Linked DNA regions of Homo sapiens: all the other regions are linked to region 1. Evidence: chromatin loops called from intact Hi-C (ENCODE). Cell type or tissue: Caco-2. All regions are shown on one strand. Region 1 overlaps ADGRB3 (adhesion G protein-coupled receptor B3). Region 2 overlaps ADGRB3 (adhesion G protein-coupled receptor B3). Region 3 overlaps ADGRB3 (adhesion G protein-coupled receptor B3).

Region 1 (2,500 bases):
AGTACTCACCCAATGTCAGTATTGCCTTTGCCATTAAAACAAAGCTTATTGAATGGCAAACAAAGCATATTTAATGCAACTACAGTTTGCGTTTCAGATTAACTCTTTTTATGCTGTAGATTCAAAGGTACTTCTACAAAGACTGCTGAGTTCATTTCTGCATTTTCAGCATAATGTTCTTACTGCATCTCTGCATAAAGTTCATTAAAATAAAGATTTGGCAAAACTCCCAGATTAGGTTTTGTGTTCCTTCAGCCTACTCTAAATTTGTAAGTTTATTGGTATTTCCCTTGGAAAATACAGGATTTGTTTTGTTTTGTTTTGTTTTGTTTTGTTTTGTTTTAATTAGCTATTGAAGGAAAGAGGAAAACAAGACTTTTTAGAATCATGGAGTCTTTCATAAATAATACTGACACCCTAATTTGTATAGAGGTACATATATTGCTAAAATCATATGCATATACTGCTGAAAGAAACTGCTACGAGAATTATTGGTGCTGAATTCTATATTAAATCACCACTGTCCGTATTTAAAATTATAATTGTAAAAGTACATTGCCTGGAGTGGATGGAAGATTATTATCTTTTGAACATTTCAAAGATGCTTTTCTCTTACAAAGATGAAACACTTTTTTTCCTAAGTTTTAAATGTTAATAAAGTAACCAAGTACTTTTCCCTGCAGTTCTGAAATGCTTCTATTAATATTTACATTAAAAATAGCATTTAAAGTCTTTGACACAAAATATAAGTTGTGATTTCAAAAAAATTCTCATAAACTCTGTTCACAGTTGAAACATTAGGTAAAGTACTCCATGAAATAATCTCTAACTCTCAAAAGTGTAGGGCTTCAAAATTCTTATGTGTGCAAGTTCAAGAAATTAATGTGACCAGTTTATATTTAGAACATATTTTGACTGAGCTACTTATTTGTGTGCATAAATTCAATGAAAAATTCCATTAACCAGTTGCTTAGTCATTGACATTAGCTGGTTTGACTTAAATAGAGCAATTTGGCTAATTATCTTGTTTCATTTTAGTCTAGTCAGAAATAGGTTTCTCTCTTTCCATCCTACTTCATCAAAGGAAGTATACACAAAGTCCTAAGCACGTTGGTGTCCTCGTCATTGCCTCACAAATGGCAGCTGCATTTTCCTATGTCATTAACTTTACTGTTGTCTTTTGGGGCATCTGGAATGCCCTCCTTATCTGAAATTCCTTCCTCTCCCATCTCTGCCTGTCATAATTCTAGCTCAACTCTGGTAAGTCTTTCTGAACTCCAGATGACCAACCCCCACCTTTATCTGAAAATGATTTTTCTCTTATCTGAAATTTCAAAGAATTTTTATCTCTTGTATTCTACTTCCCACAATTTTATACAAAGAATTTGCAAATATTTACTGTCTTCTTTACTTGATTATAAACTCTGGTTTATAATCTTCATCAATATTCTTTGAACTTCACGTTACTTTAGTTTTTGCCATGTCCAAGGGCTCTGGGCATTTCTAATTGGCTAGCAACTCAGGATTAATGTGGCATAAACTAATCTTAATTCCAAGTTTTCTTGCATTTCTCCACTTTTTAAAAATAGAATTAGTAGTCCCTAGCTAGAATTGAAATGCCATCTTGACTTTTTCCTTTTCTCTTTTCTCTTGGGTCTGCCTACTTAATGCCTCTTTCATCCATTCTTTCCTCTCTCTTTCCACTACTGTCATCCAGGTCAGCCTCTAATTACCTCAGCCTACATGATTTCTGTGGCCTCTTCCTTTTGATCCTCCCTCGCCTGTTTACCTACATCCCTAGCAATGTTATATACTGTGGTACTATAATTTATCATAGAACAGCTCTGATTATGTCACTGTCTACTCAAAAACCTTTGGTAGAGCTTCAAGTCTTCCCGAATGACAACTTGAAGTCATTATACTGCCTCCTAGTACACTCCACATATGTAGGTTACCTACCTTTCCAGCCTCATGTGTGGATTACTCTTTCTCCTCACAGACCAGCCACTTGAGGTAAATGAACCACTTCCTGATTCCTGAAAGCACTGTATGTTCTTGGCTCTGGGTCTTTGCTTCCTCTGTGTTTTCAGACCGGCTTCGTCTATCTCAATCTGCTGTTGAAGTTCTCAGGTCTTATGGGCCTGTGAACTCCAAGAGCATTTCCTCTTCTGCATCTCATCATATCTTGTAGTATCAGCACTAATTAGCAAATCTTCGGAAAAAAAGACATGTTTCTGATCCATCTTTGGACCCTAGCCAAGTGCCAGCCCACCTCCTGCAAATAAGATTTCACATAGAATCCTGTCTATAGAAGATGTTCAACAAATGTTTGTTGAATGTATTAACAACAAAAGTAGTGGTAATAATCACAGAGGTATCCATGAACTTTTTTCATCCTTTTTCCAGTAGAAAATGATGAGAAAAGATAAAAGAGAAATTAAGTAAAATTAAAGGGAATATATTCTTTTAAATGTAGTTATGTGCAAGGTATTTTATTAAA
Region 2 (2,500 bases), 110 kb after region 1:
GAATTTTTGTTTTATTAGATTTTTTCAACATTTTAATAAAAATGTATAGGCAAATGAAATCATGTAAAGAATATGTTGCTCTTTTCTATAATATAGTATGGGAAGCTGTCACTTCTAACCAACTACTTTTGTGGTAAGAAAACAAAGAGTAACACTGAAAACACAATATGTGTTTCAGTAAAAATTTTCCTATTTGCTCAATAATTCAATATTTATTATCATATTTCATGGTAATACATTTCTGGAAGTTTATTTAAAAATTTATATTTAAACAATTAATTTGTAGTCTGCTCCAAGGAAGTTTCAAAAACATATGTGTATTATGTTTTACTGTTTCATTATCATCTGTTCATTTTCATCCAAAAGATATTTTTCTTGTGATTGGGAGACACCGGATATCATAATCAACATACAAGTTTTATGCTTTTGATAATATTTGAAAAGTGTTTTAACATTGTAGTTTATAGCAAATGACTTAATAATTGATCCTCAAGTAAGTGAAGTGGAAGGTTACTCAATACTAATGGTAGTAGGCAATATAGAATGGATGTTTGGTAGATACAACTTGTGCTCCACAAACTCTCAATTGCAAGAAATGTTTCATCATTCATTTTTCTTAAAATCAAATTTCATCTGATTCTGGACGCTTATCCTAGTGAGTTCCCTGGAAATTCCATCTACCATTATTGTACCACCCTTCCCTTTCTCCCACCTTTCCCTCCTGCCCATTTCAGCCTCTAAAATTTCCAGGGATCTAATGAAGACACTTGAGGACTTCCACTGGTACTGACTTCACTTTGGCTGCCATGGATGAGTAGCAGTGCTTCTGCTGCTATTTTGCCCTCCTCCTGGGCATGGAAATTTTTCTCAGAACTTGATTCAGACACATTCGTGTACCATGCAGCTATTTCCCTATTTCCTGCCCTCTCCTACTGTCAGTGTGAGTTCCTCAGGCCTACATCGCCCTCTGCCTCCTTCCTTTTGAAAAGTCTTGCCAGCTGTCTAGTCCAAGCTCATAATTTATCTCTTTCTCTTACCTCTCCCCAAACTCCCAGCCCCGTTTCTGCCAGGGCTAGTATTGCTTCTCAATACTATTGCTTCAGGCTTTTATAAAAGAAAAAACATTTAATATCCCAAAAATCATATAATGCAGTTACTAGTTTTATCTCTCTTTTATGAATGAGGAAATTGAGGGCAGGGCAGATGGAGTAGCATGCCCAAGGCTACAAAGCTAGAAAGTGTCAGAACCCAGATGTGAACACAGCCTAGCACCAGGGAGATCCAGTTACCTTGTTGAATGGGGGAAAACAAATATTAGAATAACATGCGGTGGCTCATACCTGTAATCCCAGCATTTTGGGAGGCCAAGGCGGGTGGGTCACCTGAGGTCAGGAGTTTGAGACCAGCCTCGCCAACATGGTGAAAGCTTATCTCTAGTAAAAATCCAAAAATTAGCCAGGACATGGTGGCTCGTGCCTGTAATCTGAGCTACTCGGGAGGCTGAGGCATGGGAGTCTAAGACAGAAGAATAGAAGAATTGCTTAAACCCGGGAGGCAGAGGCTGCAATGAGCTGAGATCGTGCCACTGCACTCCAGCCTGGGCAACAGGCTTTTTCTGTGAGACTGCGTTAAAAAAAAAAAAAAAAAAAGAAAAGAAAAGAAAAAAGAAAAGAAACTTTGAAGAAAATAAATTTGTTATGTTATTTTATGTTATTTTTATGTTATATTTTTATGTTACATTTATTACTAGTATTTGGCTAAGGCATGCCTGTCCATTCCAACCATGCATTTCCAGGCATATGCTTGTAAAGGAGTACAAGCTGTTTAATTAAACGGTGGTGTATGACAGGTCTAGGTTGAAGTTATATTTCTGCACCTCTATTTTCATTAGGCCTTATTTTTTCTGTCCGTATTAGTACTAAAAATGTAAGAAAATGCATTCGTGTACCCTCCTCCCTTCCATAAGAAAGTAAATCACCTTTTGAAAAGTATCTAAGTAAGTAAAAGCTTTTGCTCCTCAACCAACTTATTTCAATTACCATCACTGGTCAGATCCATTTGTTCACCAGGAGAATTCAATGAATCCAGCAGTTTGCCAGAGGCTTTAATCGTATGCTTTATAGTAAAGCCTGAAAAGGCACTTTCCCCAAGGGACTTGTGTAAAGGACTGAGCTGCTGGGGAAACATTCATCATGAATTATTTGTTTACACTTGCAGTATTTGGTAATGTAGAAATGACCAATGTGCTATTGGCCATGTAAAAGACAAAGGGAATGTCTAAATAACTGAAGGCAAATCACAGCAGGATGTAAACGTGCTTAGAGTCTTCTACTAGGGCAGCATCACGGTGTAATTCCTGACTCTGTGCATATGCAGCATGAAAACCTGCCTAGTAGAAAAAGAAAAATGGAAGAAATTTTGGACCAGTGCCGTTAGTTCACTTGAATATAAATGTAGCCAAATCCTCCAGTCTCTCAAAACTTGCATTACTAGATTGAGG
Region 3 (2,500 bases), 68 kb after region 1:
AACCCAAAACAACCGATTCGTTTCTGGAGATAGAACTAGCTCATTTGGCTAATGTAAGTACCATCCACTGGGCACTGACTTGCTTATGGAATTACCTTTCTAACAGTCATTCTTTCAACTGATAACACCAGAATACATTTTCTAGACTTTTATAGTTGCAAATATATTAACTTGTTATGAGTATGTGTATTATAAAGAAACAGAATGATTATTCTATGCTTTTTTCATGATAAAATTCTCTTCAATTTATCCAAATGAGTATATGTATTATAAAGAAACAAAGAATGGTTATTCTATGCTTTTTTCATGATAAAATTCTCTTCAATTTATCCAAATAATAGTTAATAAATCATTTATCAGTGCACACATCTTTACCAAGCTTTGTGCTAGGCACTGGAGAAGATGAGGTGAGTAAAAGCCTGTTAACTGTAGTGGTGCTTACATGGTAGTATACAATTATCCAAAGCATTAAACTATATACTTAAAATTGGTGAGTTTTATCTTTAAATAAAACTTGATCTCACTATGTGGTAGGAAAGAAAAAATTTAAGTTGCATGCCACAGTAAAAGTTATAAACAGTGCAGAGGGGAATGATTAATTCAGAGGAAGGGGGTGCTGGGTGGAGTGGGTAGCGTGTAGAAATACTAAGTCAAGGATCAGGGAAGGCTTATTATAACTACCTAGGTGATCGCATTGTCTAAATCAAAATCTTTCATCTCAGAATGAAAAGAACCCATTCTTAAATCTATCCAACTGCAGCTGAAATGCTTCAGATTTTGTTCAGTCCTCTGTACAAATTTTCAATGTCTACTTATTATTTAAATATTCACTTCAAATACTTAAATCATTGAAGTGGAGGAGCAAGGAAAGTGATCCCTATGAAAGTCTTCCTTATTGTACTTTCATAGTTCCTGTATTAAAATAAGTCAGTTTCATGATTTACTTGTACATATTTTTATCCTTGCAAAGTTTTTATGAAGTTGACCTTTCTTTACATTGAAAAAAAAATAAAGGAAAAAGTGATTAAGTCATTATCCCAAGCCCATATAGTTAGTGAATGACATAGCATAATTTAAACTCACATTCTTTTGGCTGTAAAATTTGTGTATTTTCTACTATTGTGTAGTTTCTGATTTCCTGAAAAAAATCAGCCTTAGTTTTATAGAAAAATGATAATCACCTTTTCTGTGAATCACTTTTTCTAAGATGAGCCAGGCTTCCTGGATTATTTAATAAAAATTTCAAATCTCTCTGCAATAACTTTCAAAGATCATTTGATATTTAAACTATTTAACTTTAAACTATTCTAAATAGTTTAACTATTTAAACTATTTAACTTTAAACTATTCTAAATAGTTTAACTATTTAAACTATTTAAACTATTAGTTAATATTTAAACTATTAGGTGTTTTCCTGCTTTTGTCAAAATGTGACCATACTAGTTCTATCTAACCTTAAGAACGTGTTTTAGTTCTACAATATCTACCTCCTCATACCTTAGTATAGCCCTCATCTCTTCACTGCACTGAGAACTGGGAGACATTTTTAACTTCTGAACATTTGCTTTTGAATAAAGAATTTGTGTATTCAAAATTTTTTACAAAAATATATGTTTTTATTGTTTTTCTACAGTTACAAGTATTGGGAGAATGTAGTAAGAGATTAATTCTCTGTATCAGATTATAGAATTACTGAAGAAGCACCCAGTATCAGAATGTGTACTCTGTTTCTTATGCAGAGAACAGTTGTGCAAATGAATCACGAGACTTTGATAAAGATGAAATCATTATTTAGAACTTAAAGGACATGTTAAAGGAAGCTTTTTTAATAAATTAAAAAAGAGTAGTCTCAAAAATAGTGTTGAAATAGTCTCACTATTTGAGTATAATAAAACTATTTGAAATGAACGTATTTAAGCTTTGAGTCTGTCTTTTATGTTCTGGAAATGTGTTTTGTCAGCTGATTTACAGAAGATATAAACCATGTACTAAAAATATTTTCTACATATGGAAAACAAAGAACATAGTCAACAAATTTTATTAAGCACCAGCTAGTACTGGAATGACAATGAAAGTCAGCATGTAAGAATGATGAGATAATTATCAGAAGTCACTTAGAATTAATTGTGTCTTTCAGTATTTTGAGTAAGTGAATTGACCAGGTTCCCACGAGAATATATCTCCACTCTAGAAAGCCCATGTTTAAAATGTATGTATACATGTAGAAATCTGTTACAAAAAAGTGGATGGGGAGAGGAGAATAGAAAGAGGAACAATTTTATGCTAGAGAAGAAAAAGTCTCTAGGCGCTCTTGTTTGGAATCTGCCCGCCGTGCACATCGTGCCTCTTCTCAGAGGCTCCTCCAGTTACTGACCACACAACTGAGCCTCTCTGGGCTGCTCTGGACTCTTTTATTTAAAATATCCATCTCACTGTTGTCTGTACAATATATACAGCCCTTCTACTTTAGTGTTTTGAATTTCTAAAGCTTATTGTATTT

The links. A loop is a pair of places that touch in the nucleus more often than their neighbours do. Peaks named below come from ENCODE experiments on the same cell type or tissue, not always from the same donor. Only the 100,000 strongest peaks of a DNase experiment are listed, where the experiment ranks them.
Region 2: it touches region 1 in a loop (8-fold over the local background); 1 of 110 quality-filtered maps calls a loop at or near these places.
Region 3: a loop joins it to region 1, with 8 times the contacts of the local background. A loop is called at or near these places in 1 of 110 quality-filtered maps.

The regions. Positions count from the first base shown.
Region 1 is chr6:68,994,559-68,997,058 of GRCh38, forward strand. The region is part of intron 11 of ADGRB3 (adhesion G protein-coupled receptor B3); the gene reads left to right. Among named protein-coding and RNA genes, the nearest start is that of ADGRB3, 360 kb to the left of the region's middle. In Caco-2, no CTCF peak of the experiment used is centred here; a DNase peak (open chromatin) is centred at 1,153.
Region 2 is chr6:69,104,535-69,107,034 of GRCh38, forward strand. All of the region lies in intron 17 of ADGRB3 (adhesion G protein-coupled receptor B3), which reads left to right. Among named protein-coding and RNA genes, the nearest start is that of ADGRB3, 470 kb to the left of the region's middle. In Caco-2, no CTCF peak of the experiment used is centred here; no DNase peak of the experiment used is centred here.
Region 3 is chr6:69,062,984-69,065,483 of GRCh38, forward strand. ADGRB3 (adhesion G protein-coupled receptor B3) reads left to right here. Exons shown (of 32, transcript NM_001704.3): 16 at 1-53. Among named protein-coding and RNA genes, the nearest start is that of ADGRB3, 430 kb to the left of the region's middle. In Caco-2, no CTCF peak of the experiment used is centred here; no DNase peak of the experiment used is centred here.